Linked DNA regions of Homo sapiens: all the other regions are linked to region 2. The links are chromatin loops, found by intact Hi-C in ENCODE. Cell type or tissue: GM12878. All regions are shown on one strand. Each heading gives the region's core, and the rest is flanking DNA. Links, peaks and the distances in the headings are about the cores only.

Region 1 (4,466 bases), core at 467-4,466, 1.3 Mb before region 2:
CAGCACCCCCCCACGAGAAACCCCATACCCAGTAGCAATCACTCCCCACTTCCCCTTCTGCAAGCTCCTGGCAACCACTAAGCTGCTTTCGGTCTCTCTGGATTTGCCTACCCTGGGTATTTCATATAAATGGAAACATAGTATGTGGCCCTTTGTGATTGGCTCCATTCACTAAGCATAGTCTTTTAAGGTTCATCCACATTGTAGCATATGTCAGTGCTTTATTCCTTATTTTTTTAACCAAATAAAATTCAGGTGCTATCTGTTAGGAAAGTCTTATCGTTAAAGGTTGGTAATTTCTGAGAACCAAGTTTAGATTTATGTTCTGCAGTTTTTAACAGTCTTGAGGCAGTCTTTAATTCAGTTGCTGTGTGAATAATTTCATCTTTTTCTTTGGAAGAGACACCTGTGCATAGCAGATCATCTTCACCTATTCCTCTGACTCCTAGCAAGGAAGGGAGTGCTGTGTTTGCTGGCTTTGAAGGGAGAAGAACTAATGAAATAAACGAGGTAAAGAATGTTTGATGTTTGTTCCCAATGGTTCCTTTATTTGTGATTACTTCAATTCTATAGGTGGAAGTCAAGGTTCTTAAAGCATCATGTTGCTGCTATTACTGTAAACATTATCAAAATTGTACGTAATTTTATGCTTAACACTGTGGGTTTTGGTTTCTAAAGTGAGAAAATTGTTAGGATTCCAGCCCTACACTGACAATCATCTTTTAAATAAGTGCAATTATTGAAATACCAGTATTTTTACTTTATAGAACAGATGTCAATTTCCACAGAGGGCCAGAGGGTAAATACTTTCGGCTTTGTGGGCCATATGGTGTCTGTCAAGGCTACTTAACTCCAAAAGTAGCCACAGATAGTATGTAAATAAAATGAGTGTGCTATATTCCAATAAAACTTGATTTATGGACACTGAAATTTGACTAGCATTTAATTTTCATGTGTTTGAAAATTTTTTTTGTTTTTCAATCATTTAAAAATATAACATCCACTCTTAGCTTGTGGGCAATATAGAAACAGGCAGTAGTTGGGCGGGATGTGACCAGCAGGCTGTAGTTTGCTGACTCCTACTTTAAATCCCTGATTCCCCTCCATCATTAACAGTAATACCAATAGCCGTCCCTTCAGGGATGGGCTCTAGGCCACCACTGTGCCAGACACTTGAACCAAATACTTTGAATTCTCGAGATCAGCCTTGCCACCAGATTTCCACTTGATAGATGGGAAAACTTTTCATTTTAAAACTATTTTTAAGGCCCATTAGGTGATCTGTAGGTGGTGAGTTTGTCAGGGATTCTGAAGACGTCTCAGTTTATCAGCATATTCTGTGAACGTCTCCTAGGAGGTGAGATTTCCTCTTTTTTTAAGGTGAGTAGGAGTTGCACAAGGGAAAATGGCTTTGCTAGGCAAAGAACATTTTTTTCTTTTTTTGACACAGGGTCTCACTCTCATGCTGTCACCCAGGCTGCAGTGCAGTGGCAGGATGTTAGCTCACTGCAGCCTCTGCCTCCTGGGCTCAGGCGATCCTCCCACCTCAGCCTCCTGAGTAGCTGGAACTACAGGCTCATGCCACCATGGCCTGGCTAATTTTTGCATTTTTTTGTAGAGACTAAGTTTTGCCATGTTGCCCAGCCTGGTCACCAACTCCTGAGCTCAAGTGATCCTCCCGCCTCTGCCTCCCAAAGTGCTGGGGTTACAGGCATGAGCCACTGTGCCCAGCCTAGGCAAAGAGCACTTGATGATGGGAAGAGAAGTCACAAAACTTTCTTCCAGACGATAACTGTCTTCAGTAGTGTGTACCCTAAGGTCTCTTGAGAGACTGCTCAACTCTGCTGTTCCAGCAGGAAAGCCCTAAACAAAGGGACGTGGCTCTGCCATAAACAAAGGGGTGTGGCTCTGTGTGCTGCCCCCTTAATTCATTCATGGACACTGAGAATTTAATGTCATGTGATTTTCACATATCACAAAATATTATTCGTATGATTTTTTTTCCCCAACCATTTTGAACATATGAGCATGGGGCTGGATTTGGCCTAGGGGCTACAGTTGGCTGACCCCATAGAGAATCTAGAAAGCCTAATTTGTGTTATGATGATTGTTGAGGGTAGGTTAGGAAATCCCTAGTTCAAGCAGTCCCTGACATGCCCATTTTTCAGATAAGAATGCACTACGAATTTTATTATTGAGGGGAAATCGTGAATTTAAGGGGCATCTGAGTTGTCAAGTAAGGGCTATTCCCACTCCGGTCTGCAGTGCGAATGCGCCATCTAGTGGTTATAGGTACAGCTGCAACTTATAGTTTGAAAGTGCTTTCTGGGAAATGGTTGGGGTTCAGGCGGCTCTCACAAGGACTCATGAGACCTTCGTGGATTCCCACCTTCTTACGTACGTCTACCACCGTGTTTTTTGACCAGGGCTCTTTCTCTCAGTTCCAATCGCTGCTCCACAGTACTAGGGGCTGGTCTGGGCCAGCACATGCCAGTAAAGGTCCATCAATGATTCCCATGCATACCCCACTGGGAATCCCCCGACTAGAAACCTACCATTTTTCCCCGGAAAATGTGTCTTCATAAATAGAAGATTATAAACTGCCTTGAAACACAGAATTGAGTGAGTGAGATAGAGCCAGATGACCTGCTTTTGTACGTGCCAAGTGCTGTTCATGCCTCTGAGATTGCAAAGTCCTGTATGTTTCCTTTGAGTCACTTTCAGAATGGTTCCAAAGCTTCAGCTGTGTGCACTGGGCAGGTGCTGGGGATGCTGTAAAGATGCTGGAACGATCCCTTCCCTCAGTGCTCCACAGTGCAGAAGTGGGGCGCTGGGGGTGGAGACCTAGGCGAGAGTCTAGGCCTGTCTAGGCAGGGGCCAAAGTGAAGCTAGGCCTTTGTTCTGGATCCTTCAGGGCCACCTTGGTGCTTATTAGCTTCTGGCAGTTCCATGTTGTTAAACTGACTATATCAGTGTTTCTGAGTTTGTGGGGGCATCTTTCTTTCTGCTTTGTCTGCTGGTGGACTTCCTCCAGTCTGACTGTTTCCATATTGAATATGACGTCCCAAAAGCCAAAGTAGCAGCTCAGTAGAGTAGGCTCTGGTTCTATAATTTGCTGAAGTACTTTTACGGAAATTCATCAGAGAGTTTTGAAATGCAACTCTCCCTTTAACAAAAGCCCCAGGTCCACCCACAGTTCTGAAATTCAGAATGAAGACAAATCAGTTATCAGGTTTGAAGTCTATTTCAGTTGATTCAAGGGGTTAAAAGATTCAAATTCGTTTCCATAATGAATCTAACAGCAAGAAATTAAGGAATCTTGAAACAACAGTAATATTATTCAGAACATCTATGGATTACTTTTTAATGCTTCATTCTCTCTCTAGTGCAGCAGGATTTTCTTTTTTCTGGGTGGAGGGGAAGGGGGCCAGAGTTTCACTCTTGTTGCCCAGGCTGGAGTGCAGTGGCACAACCTTGGTTCACTGTAACCTCTGCCTCCTTGGTTCAGGTGATTCTCCTGCCTCAGCCTCCCAAGTAGCTGGGATTACAGGCGTCCACCACCACACCTGGCTAATTTTTTGTATTTTTAGTAGAGATGGGGTTTCAACATGTTGGCCAGGCTGGTCTCAAGCTCCCGACCGCAGTTGATCCACACACCTCGGCCTCCCAAAGTGCTGGGATTACAGGTGTGAGCCACCGCGCCTGGCCATGCAGCAGAATTTTCAATAAAGAGAAAGGACTAAAGAACCTAAACAGTTACAGTTATTTATAGAGAATAACTGTTGCGAGTTAAGAAATTAAAGACTTTCTTGATCTATTTTAAGTGTTTTTGCCTTTCATCTTTGTTTTTTGTAAGCTTGTGTTTATTTTGATCCAATCACTTATTTTTTCCCCTCTACGTACAATTTACTGTCATAATTGTTAGGTGGTTGGAAGTGTCTCCATTAAGAATAACAAAAGCATTCAATTCGTGCTTTTTCCAGGTCCTCTCCTGGAAGCTTGTGCCTGACAATTACCCCCCAGGTGACCAGCCGCCTCCACCCTCTTACATTTATGGGGCACAACATTTGCTGCGATTGTTTGGTAAGAATCCTGGTTCCTGCCTTCTTTCCATTTTTCATTTTGTATTCTCTTGTTAGCTTTCTGTACACCTTGTGGTTTGGGCTATAATTATCTAACTAAGAAATTTGGGGATCCAAGAAAAATTAAAAGTAATCTATCAAAGAAAAGGCATTGAATGAATCTTAAATTTCATAAAAATTATGTTTGTAATATTTGTACTGCTACTCTGTCTTTGTTCAGTAAGAGTTTGGGGATTTGTTTGATAATGTGGATGTTAATTTCAGTTCCAGTAGAGATAAGGAGGGGCCCAGACCTTCCCTGAGTGAATCCTATGCATTGTCAGATTCTGCTAATTGTAAATGGTTTTGCCTTTATTTTTAATGCAGTGAAACTTCCAGAAATCC
Region 2 (6,181 bases), core at 914-4,913:
TAGCCTGCGAAAAAATTGGCCCCCCACCCTAGCTTTTAATATGCAAATGCAGGGCACCATGACGTTCTACACACGTGGGGATATGTGGGGGTGCCCATGTTGCCAGGCACATGTCCGGGGTAAGGGCAAGAGGACAACGGTGGGAATCGCCATGTTGGGTGGACCCAGTTTCTAATGGCCTGCATTTGCATATCAAAGGTTGCCGGCCTGGGTCTAGGAGCCAGAGTTTTTCTGCTAGACAAGAAATGTTTCTGGAGTTGCTTTGAAAAGAAATGAAAACTTTCCAAGGACCCCTTTTCCTCTATCTGCCTAAAATAATTTTTTAATAACTCCTACCACAAGACTTTGTCTCAAAACAAAAACAAAAACAAAAACAAACAAAAAAACCTGGATGCAGTTTAGATCTTTAGATGCAGGACAATAAGTGACTTACATAAAAATTCAAGCCCAAGAAAGCAATGCGTGTTTCAGTACTCCTGAGCTTGTATCTCTTTTAATTTATTGGCCAGAAGAGGAAACAGCTTCAGCTACTCTTCCTAGTTGGGAAACTTAATATGAAAACCTAATATGAAGCCCAAGATCCTTAGAGAATGTTAATACAGAAAGTCCTGCCCATGGCTTGAAAATTTTTGTGCAAATAGCATTAATTGGGGTAATCAGGAGGTTTGGGATTTTAGGACAATTGGTGTCACCACTTATCTGTGTGGCCTTGGCCTTCAGTTTCCTTATCTGCAAAACAAAGCCTATGATTTCCAAAGTCACTTTCAACTAAAGAAACAATGGTTCAAAAATAGTCAAATACAGGCTGACCTTGAGATTTCTACCAAGCCATCAAATGTCTCTAGTAATTTTTACCGATTTGGAAGTAAAGTGATAGCTCATGAAACTGGGAATTTGTTCTTTAACCAGTAGAGAAAATAATATTTATTAGTATCTGCTTTAGAAGGATTGCAAATAGTTAATACCCTCTTTCCTTCATCAGAATAAATGAATCCAGGACCTCTATGATAAAGAATTTATTTTTTCTCCCACATCCAAATCTATTTATTATTCTGTGATATTTGGAGTTGAGTATTTAGATCATTTTAGGTCATTCTATGTCAATTTAGCCTTGCAGAACCCCCTGAGACAATAGTACTTCTATCTTAATATTAGTGCGAATGTTAATTTTTTTTTTTTTTTTTCCTGAGTTGGAGTTTCACTCTTGTTGCCCAGGCTGGAGTGCAATGGCGTGATCTCGTTTCACCGCAACCTCCGCCTCCTGGGTTCAAGCGATTCTCCTGCCTCAGTCTCCCGAGTAGCTGGAATTACAGGCATACACCACCACGTTCGGCCAATTTTGTATTTTTAGTAGAGATGGGGCTTTTCCATGTTGGTCAGGCTGGTCTTGAACTCCCGACCTCAGGTGATCCACCTGCCTCGGCCTCCCAAGAATGTTAATGTTAATTTAGAATTTCCCAAGCAAATCTGTATACAACAGAAATTGCCTGGCAGCATGGCATATCAGCATCTAGTGTACTCTCTCTGAGAGGCTCTTGAAAGCTGAAAACTGGAGAAAACACAGGGCAGGAGCACAGAACATGGGCAAACAGCATCACTACATGTTTTCTCCTTTACAGGAAATCTCTTGCCGGAAGCCGTGCCACAGAGCACACAGGCAGTTTGCAGAGAAGGATGCAACCCACACCATGTCCGAAGCGGGCTCTGGGGAAGGCAAGGTTTGATTGTTTCTCAGGTTGTTTTACTGCCCTGCCCACACCCTCCCACCCAGAGAAGTTATTCCTTCTGCAGCTGTGTGCGATTTTTTCAGAAAGAGTTTTAGTCTTTGTTTTTCCCAAGACTTTGTATTGCCTTTTCTCCTCTTCTTGGGCTTGAGTTTAGATGGGACATAACAGGAAAGGGCAATGAATCCCAAACCCATTTTATTTTTTGGTTCATTTGTTGATTTATTTTTATCTCAGCAATAATTTAGTGAGAAAGAAGGTTAATATGATGACAAAAATATGGGTTTGGAAGACCCTTAGTGAGTTTTAAGAAGACAGGCCACCATAGCAGCTGTAGCTAAATAAGCATTTGCTGTATAAGTCAATTACTAAAAATTGTGTGTTGTCTACTTAGAAATGTTTCTTGGGGTGTTTATTAAGGTGTGTGACTTTGAGAATGAGGAATAGAGGAAATGGAAGACGAGTAAGAGAAACCATCCTCCATTTGAGATATCGTGACCCAGCTCTGTTTCCTTTGCTCTCTGTCTGAAGTTAAAAAAAACAAAAACAAAAACAAAACAAAACAAAACAAAAATTAAAAACCCTCAATGGAGAAATATATAAATATTTACAAAGGCTTCTCTTCTATCTACAATACCTTTGTGCAAGATATATCATCTTAAAATCTTGCAATTTGATTGCAGTTGAAATTAATGGTGCAAGAGGTTTTCTTTTTTGTTTGCTTTTTTCTTCATAACGGAAGTGTAATCTCCTTGCAAAGCTTGTGAGCATGCATCCTAAATTGTGAACTTCATCTGCCATGGAAGGGAAAACCTTGACCCAATACCATTGGGATCTAAAAGTGTGATTCCTAGGATTCTGAGCATACTACACGAGATTTAAGGCCCCTTTCAGACTCTGCATTAATGCTTGTTCAGTAGTGATAAATAACATTGATTGGTATTGAGACCAGATTAATAACAGAAGGCAGCTAAAAGGTATTCCCTCTTAGCCTAATTTCCCAAAGGGCATCACTCAGCTGCATTAGTGGGGCGAGGCTCTTCCTTCTCTAAGTGGTGTCTTTAGAAGCTTGAGGGATTATTGCTCAGGGGAAAATGGCTCAATCTGCGGGATTCTTTTTCTTTTTGAGATGGAGTTTTGCTCTTGTTGCCCAGGCTGGAGTGCAATGGCACAATCTCGGCTCACCACAGCCTTCGCCTCCTGGGTTCAAGAGATTCTCCTGTCTCAGCCTCCTGAGTAGCTGGGATTACAGGTGTGCACCACCACGCCCAGCTAATTTTGTATTTTTAGTAGAGATGGGGTTTCTCCATGTTGGTTAGGCTGGTCTCGAACTCCCGACCTCAGGTGATCCACCCGCCTCAGCCTCCCAAAGTGCTGAGAGGGATTCTTAAGAGCAGCTGAGAAAGGGCCCTGCACTTCAGCTGGCTCCAGTTTGTCATCCTTTGTCTGGTATCTTCAGACAAGACATTGCAATAAGAAAAAATAAATACAGTGTGAGAAATCAAATGGTTTTTGTCAAAGTGTAAAAGGGACTGCATCTGACTAACACTGGAGTTGGACAGAAGCCATAAAGGATGTTTTGTGTGAATGTTTCCGGCTGCAAAATCTACCTGACTGTTGCACTGAAACCACAACTATCTATCACATGCTTGTGAGAAACCCCCAGGAGCTTCCTGTTTCGTGTGGGTCGTGAGAAGATTGCACAGCACAGTACAGCTTTCATTGTCTTTGAGCTAATCTTAAGCTAGGAGAAGGAAGGAGAATTCACATTTTGTATGTTTAGTTATTTGTGAAGTCTTTACACCCATAAATCGATTATGTATAAATTAGTATACAGATTCACTACCATGGAGAGGATACTGTGTACATCTGAGGATACTGTGTACATATGGTTGAGTCACTTCACCTAGGCCTTGGGGAGGAGTTGGGGCATCTCCAGGGTAAAGTAATGTGGTTTAGCACGGGGACTTCCAAGGAAGCATCAGTATGAGATAGGGGAACATGGCTGACCAACGGCAAGATGATGCCCCATGATGGAGCAGATGGGATTGGCGTGGGAGGGGTAGTTTGTGAGACCAGAAGACTTGCAATCTCTCCTGCTGAGACCAATACCAACCAAAGAATAATTAGAGAGCATGGAGGACAACATGATCTCATGTGAATCTCACATCATACCTTACAAGTTAACTCTGTGTATCGCCTAAGGAACGGCTGAAGCTTCTTTTCTTGTAAATGACAATAGACACATATCCAGTGCCATTAAGGACAGCATCTGGTCACCCAGTGGCCAATAATGTCAAAGTTCTGATCACAAGGTGAGCAGTTTCCTGAAGATAGAAGAGTACGATGGCCACAGCCATGGGTTCCAACATAGCCACTCTCTGGGGCCACCAGACACCCTCCTCACACTCCGCAGAGTTTGCTTAAATGTGCTCTGAGCTGGATGCATTTGCTAAAGGTTTGTCTCTTCCCCTTTGTTAACCCAAGAAAACAGAAGGACGTCTCAGCTAGACCCCAGCCGCTGCCACCCCATCTCTTCTCCAACTCTGCTCCGGCAGCTGGCGTTTCCTGTGTTCTCTCAGTGGGTTAAGAGAATGGTGGTGGCACATTGTCCCTTAATTAGACTGCAAGAGCAGCCATCTCCTGCTCAACTTGCCTGGGCAATCTTTTTATTCATCATACCTGAAAGTAACAGTAGTGGCTTTTTGTATGGCATATGTTATATGTAATCATGATGACCTTCTTATAAGCAGAAGAGTGGAAAAAATACAGGAGGAACTTAGAACTGACATTCTCACTTCCATCATGTGGATTAGACTATTAGCATGTTGCTGTGCCCCCATTTCATGTTATTAATTAATTAATTAGGGATCAGGTTGGGCGTGGTAGCTCACATTTGTAATCCCAACATTTTGAGAGACCAAGGCAGGAGGATCACTTGAGCCCAGGAGTTCAAGACAGCCGGGGCAACATAGCTAGATGCCACTGTTTCCATAAAAAATAAAAAATAAATTCAGGCATGGTGGTATGTGCTTGTGGTCCCAGCTACTTGGGAGGCTGAGGTGGGAGGATTGCTTGAACCTGGGAGGTCAAGGCTGTAGTGAGCTGTGATCGCACCACTGTACTCCAGCCTGGGCAACAGAGCAAGACCCCGTCACAAAACACACAAAAAAGGATCAGCAAGCTTAGGTGAAATATTATTTTCGTAAGTGAATTTTTCATTATGAAAAGTTCAATAAATTTTTCATAAAACAGTATTTTTTATAAAACAATATTTAATTTTCAAAAGCAATATTTAATAACTAAGAAATTTGAACAATATAGGAAAGCACAATGATAAAAAACAAACCCCACAAAACCCTTATGGACTTCATTCTCAGCCAAAATTGCAGTTAATATTTTGATGTATTCCCTTCCAGTATTTTTTTTTCTCTGCTTCTACATATATTGGTAAACACTGTCCCTCTTTTTACAAACCTAGATCATTCTGGATATTCAATTGCGTATCCTACCTTTTTTCATGTTATGTAGCATTTTAGCCTCATTTCCCCATTCTCTTATAACATGATTTTTTTTTTTTTTTTTTGAGACGGAGACTCGTTCTGTTACCCAGGCTGGAGTGCAGTGGCACAATCTCGGCTCACTGCAACCTCCGCCTGCCAGGTTCAAACAATTCTCCTGCCTCAGCCTCCCGAGTAGCTGGGACCACAGGCATGTGCCACCATGCCCGGCTAATTTTTTTTTTGTATTTTTAGTAGAGACAGGGTTTCACCGTGCTGGCCAGGCTGGTCTCAAACTCCTGACCTCGTGATCTGCCCACCTCGGCCTCCCAAAGTGCTGGGATTACAGGCGTGAGCCTCCGTGCCCGGTCATAACATGATTATTAATGGCTATGTTCATTTTAAGAATATGCCATATTTTTTTTTCTAATTGTTGTTGAGGGATATTTAAGAGGTATAGAATTTTTCTCCATGGTAAACAACATCGCAATGAATATATCTGTCCATAGATTTTTAGACTATATCTCTGATTACTGACCAAACATGTGATCCTTGAATTAAATTTTTCAACATCAACAGATCTAAATATTTTTATGGCTGTTGATGCATATTGTCAGCCTGACCTTGAAAATGACTACACCAATTTATAGTCACAATCAGATTGTTAAAATTTTTATTATCAGACAATCCTTGGTACCGAGGACTGATAGTGACAGTGCAGTGTCTTAAGTGACAGTGAAAAGCATAGACCAGCTTCATATACGGAATTTAAAGATCCAAGAGAAAAACTGATCAGATATTGAACTAAGGGTGCTTCCCAGGGTTGTTCTAGAAGGAAATGGCCATTTTGGCAGAGCCACTGACCTTTAACAAAGATACCAGAATGAGTTGAATGCTCATTCTGCTTGAGCATGAAAAAGACATATACTTCATCCAGAATTTCCCTTCTATCCCCCA
Region 3 (4,466 bases), core at 467-4,466, 220 kb before region 2:
AGGTAAATTTAGATATGTCTCTAATATATCTATAGAACAGTGGTTCTCAACCCGGGGTGTTTTTGCCCCTTAGGGGATAATTTGCAATGTCTGGAGACATCTGTGATTGTCATAACTGGAAGGGGGCAGTGCTATTGGCATCTAGTGGGTATAGAGCAAGGGTGCTACCAAATATCCTATGGTGCAACAGAGAATTATCTGGTCAAAAATGTAAATAGTGCTGAGGGTGAGAAACCCTGCTATAAAAACGAAAGAAATTTGGTCTACAGAGTTGTTTGGATTTAGACAAGACGTTGCCCCAATAGTGGTGATAGAAATAAGAGGAACCCCGTGCTTTTGCAAAGCCCATATCTGGGGTGGCTTAAATAATCATGCTCCTCCCCATCCCCCGACCTGATCTTTGTAGTTGGAAACTCCAGGGCTGGCTGCCTGTAGTCTTTGTGACTACACTTCCTGCCTCCCATCACTTCATCTCAGAAGACTCCAGATATAGGATCACTCCATGCCATCAAGAAAGGTATTTTAAACATTGGAACACATATAGATAATTTAAGTAGGTAGATGTATGTGCTGTTATAAGGAAGTGGGGAGGAGAGAAGAGGGAACCGAAATCATATGCACAAAAATTTTTTTTAGAATATAAATAAAAAATGTGGTAGTCTAAAATGTCAATTCTTCAAAGATAAAGTTAGGCTTTCAGTAACGTTAGAAATGGTTTTCTGGAATATGTCTCCAGTCTACCTAACTTTGAGGAAGTAAATACTGTAAATAGATGTTTCAAACGCATTTTAAAGCAATGATCCTAGCATGTCTTTAAGCTACAGTATTGTGCTGTCTTTGAAATGTAAACTTTGATGTCTTCTCTTTCTCTTAGTTGATGCTATTGGGCCCATCTCAAGCTGATCTTGGCACCTCTCATGCTCTGCTCTCTTCAACCAGACCTCTACATTCCATTTTGGAAGAAGACTAAAAATGGTAAGAACAGCTCAGAGAACCTTAAAAAGTGTTATCTGTAATCTTTGTGGAAACAACTGAAACCAGCTGGCAAGAGCAATATTGAAGAATCTGTACTTAGGTTATTTGCTGGGGGAAAGTGCTTCCTGATATTTCACAATTGGCATTAATGAAGGGGGCATGTCACAATTTCAGATTAATCAACGCTTGCTCTGTTCAACTTCCTACAAGAATTAAATATGTGCTGTGGGGAGGAGGAGCAGATGTTTGAATTGGGGACATAGCTTCTATGTATCTCATTTCTTCAGCCTACAATTTTGGCTTTAAAGCCATAACAAATCACTGAATTACTGAAGTTACTTTGTGCTTTTTCCAGCATATGGTGTTGTCTTAATGACTGTGTGGATGAAAGTGTGTGGGCAGGCTCATAGCAATAAAATACGGGAAATCCCCGGGCTTGAGTGCTGTCAAAGAAAACTAAATTTGGACAGTAGATAAAGATACTATCAGGACTATTGCAATCGGCAGAAAGAGACCTCAGTATAGAAAGGGGCTCAATTCCAAATACAGCCAAAGACCAGTAAAGATTTCTGGCCAAGGAGTAGAGTGGGGGTCAGTGGATGGAAAATTACTAAGAGGAAACATCAAGGGTAAAAGGATTCTGGCTAAACCGACCTGACAGGATTCTTGCTGAAGACAGGCCAGGGTGATCAGACCTCACCTGTGGATGGTGGGAGATGAGGAATTTGATCAGATATTGAGGGTGATCACATACCAAGAGGAGTGGATTATCAATAAAATGACTTAGCAGGATTCCTGCTTGAACTGGGCAATGCAAAGATGGACATGAAGCCAAAGGCCGAAGCCTAGGGGTGTAGTAGAGCCTGATTAAGTTGAATTAAGGAGAGTCTTTGTCAGCGCTGGCTCTCCCAGTCACTAGTTGGGGGGGCCTTGTGCCTGTCATCAAAGTCCTCTGAAACTCAATTTCTCTGACTATGAAATAGGCATTAGAATCCCTCCCCTGTTGCCTTCCAGGGCCACTGTGAGGCTCAAATAATAGACTATTTTTCAAGTCCTTTGCAAGTGGTATGATGCAAGTGTGAGTTATTAGGTATGCCAAAACTTAGTCGGAAAAAGACGTCAAGGGCCTTTTTCTGAAATTATTTTGTCACTTAAATCAGACACATTCTAGATCCGAATGTTAGCTCCTAGGCTCATTTTGTGTCAAAGTTCTAATGAAGCATTAACCATGGGGCTATTGTTACAAAGGAAACAACTGCTTACGGTTTCATTTCCTAGAAACCCAGATGTCTATTTTAATGCAAACCTATGCCCACATCTGTCTTTGCCCCTTGATGGGTGGCATAATGGGAATGATAGTAATACAGAGAGCTCACATTTCTTGACCACTCAACTATCATGCTGAGGGCTAGATAGACATGATTCTATTTTGGCCTCAAAGTAGCCCTATAAGGTAGAGATAACGAAACTGGGGCTTTGAGAGGTTAAGGAGCTTGGGTGGCTCTGAAAGCTGTGCTGAAGACTCTTCTGTTCTTCCTAGACCAAGCCCAGCACACACGCAATAAAGATGAGGTTGGATATGATGGCTTCCTACTCAAGTACAAAGGGGAAATAGTATATCTTTTCTAAGAAAAGACGTGAAAATAATTTTCAATATAAGAAATTCAAAAGGCAAAAAAGCACAGGGAAAATATTCAACTGTATTGAGTCATATGGCAGATCCTTTGATCTAGAGATTACACTTTTAGAAACTCTTCTTAAAGAAGTGACCATGAGACTGGATAAAAAAATGTGGCACATATACACCATGGAATACTATGCAGCCATAAAAAGGAATGAGATCATGTCCTTTGCAGGGACATTGATGAAGCTGGAAGCCATTATCCTCAGCAAACTAACACAGGAACAAAAAACCAAACACCGCATGTTCTCACTTATAAGTGGGAGCTGAACAGTGAGAACACATGGACACAGGGAGGGGAACAACACTCACTGAGGCCTGTAGGAGGAGGGTGGGGCAGGAGAGAGCATTAGGGTAAAAAGCTAATGCATGCTGGGCTTAATACCTAGGTGATGGGTTGATCTGTGCAGCAAACCACCATGGCACGTTTAACTATGTAACAAACCTGCACATCCTGCACATGTACCCCAGAACTTAAAAAAACAAGCAATAAAATAATTTTAAAAAAACAAAAGAAGTGATCGTGGACATGGAAAACTATTTACCAAGATGGTCAGTGCAGCCAGGCAAAAAAAAAAAAAAAAAAAAAATCATGTCCCATGTTGGGAAGGGGTGAATTAATTGTAGTAGACTCATTAAATGGAATATTATGTAATCATCAAATCATGTTTTTTAAAATAATACTGAATGACCTAAGAAAGCACTCATGGTATAATGTTAAATGAAAAAAGCAAGCTAGAAATGGATAAGTACCGTGTATTCCTCATGTTTTTACTGCACCTGCTAGGCAAATACTAGATGCTCACTAAATGTTGGATAATCTGTGATGATGGTTTACATAAACACATGTGTTGCATATTCTAATTTCATTCAACATCCCTACTTTATAACCATTTTACAGTTGGCAAATCAGAGGCTCATGAGGTCAAGTGATTTATGAAAGTCAGAGAGCTCTTACATGACAGAACAAGGACTTAAAACCAAATTTTTGTACTGACAAAGCCTTGGCTGTTACTAGAATGCTTCTCACCATGTGAAATAGATGCAGGGATGGGAAATTACTATTAGAAGGGACCATCTCCCAAAATGTCAATAGTGGTTCAGCAAATTTAAAAGTAAAAATATTATTCTGCTCTTAACCTATAGGAAATTTCTTTATGGCTAAAAAAAGGTTATTAAGTAATCAATTTATTAAATTAATACAATCTGATTATTTAAAAATTTGGAACGCTGTACTAAAATTAAAAATCATCATTACAGATTAACCAGCCAGTACCTCTGCACCCCAAGAATAAATAATGTATATCCCCGAAACTCACCGAAGTTTAGGGCTGGGGTTGGCAAACTATGGCCCATGGGCTATATCCCACCTGCTGTACAGCTCATGAGCTAAGGGGTTTTTTTTTAATTGTTGTTTTTAAAAGACTGAAAAATATCAGAGCAAAATTACTATTTTGTGACATATAAAAGTTACATTCAAGTTTCAGTGTTTACAAATGGTTTTATTGTTTGAGTATTTGTTTACTTATTGTTGATAAGTGCTTTTGCACTACGATGGCAAACTATTCAAGGAGTTGGGTAGTGTGACAGAGAACCTGATGGCCTGCAAAGATTAAACCATTTACTAACTGGCCCTTTACAGAAAAAGTACGTCAGGCCGGGGCTTATAGAAAACAAAGGGATAAGGTATAAGGTCAAATAGGTTTGAGAGCCCTATGGTCTTTGGTGACTGTTGTGATGCATAATAGCTGTTGAGTTCCTAATTTATGTAAGACAACTTTATATCCTTTTATTCTTTTAGTTTGAAAAC

Evidence for each region. Peaks named below come from ENCODE experiments on the same cell type or tissue, not always from the same donor. Only the 100,000 strongest peaks of a DNase experiment are listed, where the experiment ranks them.
Region 1: a loop joins it to region 2, with 3 times the contacts of the local background. A loop is called at or near these places in 3 of 110 quality-filtered maps.
Region 3: it touches region 2 in a loop (2.3-fold over the local background); 2 of 110 quality-filtered maps call a loop at or near these places.

The regions. Positions count from the first base shown.
Region 1 is chrX:11,768,173-11,772,638 of GRCh38, forward strand. MSL3 (MSL complex subunit 3) reads left to right here. Exons shown (of 13, transcript NM_078629.4): 10 at 401-510; 11 at 3,984-4,083; 12 at 4,449-4,466. Among named protein-coding and RNA genes, the nearest start is that of MSL3, 12 kb to the left of the region's middle. In GM12878, for the core only: a CTCF peak has its summit at 2,269 (motif pointing left); a DNase peak (open chromatin) is centred at 2,279; H3K27ac peaks cover 1,276 bases.
Region 2 is chrX:13,084,086-13,090,266 of GRCh38, forward strand. LOC105373133 (a long non-coding RNA gene) reads left to right here. Exons shown (of 4, transcript NR_171577.1): 3 at 1,620-1,713. Among named protein-coding and RNA genes, the nearest start is that of FAM9C, 43 kb to the left of the region's middle. RefSeq lists enhancers at 3,270-3,489, 3,560-3,719. In GM12878, for the core only: no CTCF peak of the experiment used is centred there; DNase peaks (open chromatin) are centred at 1,686, 3,336 and 3,696; H3K4me3 peaks cover 1,288 bases; H3K27ac peaks cover 4,000 bases.
Region 3 is chrX:12,866,607-12,871,072 of GRCh38, forward strand. It overlaps TLR7 (toll like receptor 7), which reads left to right and starts at 466. Exons shown (of 3, transcript NM_016562.4): 1 at 466-517; 2 at 875-975. The coding sequence starts at 973. RefSeq lists enhancers at 1,304-1,373, 1,394-1,513. In GM12878, for the core only: no CTCF peak of the experiment used is centred there; DNase peaks (open chromatin) are centred at 467 and 2,335; H3K4me3 peaks cover 3,850 bases; H3K27ac peaks cover 3,925 bases.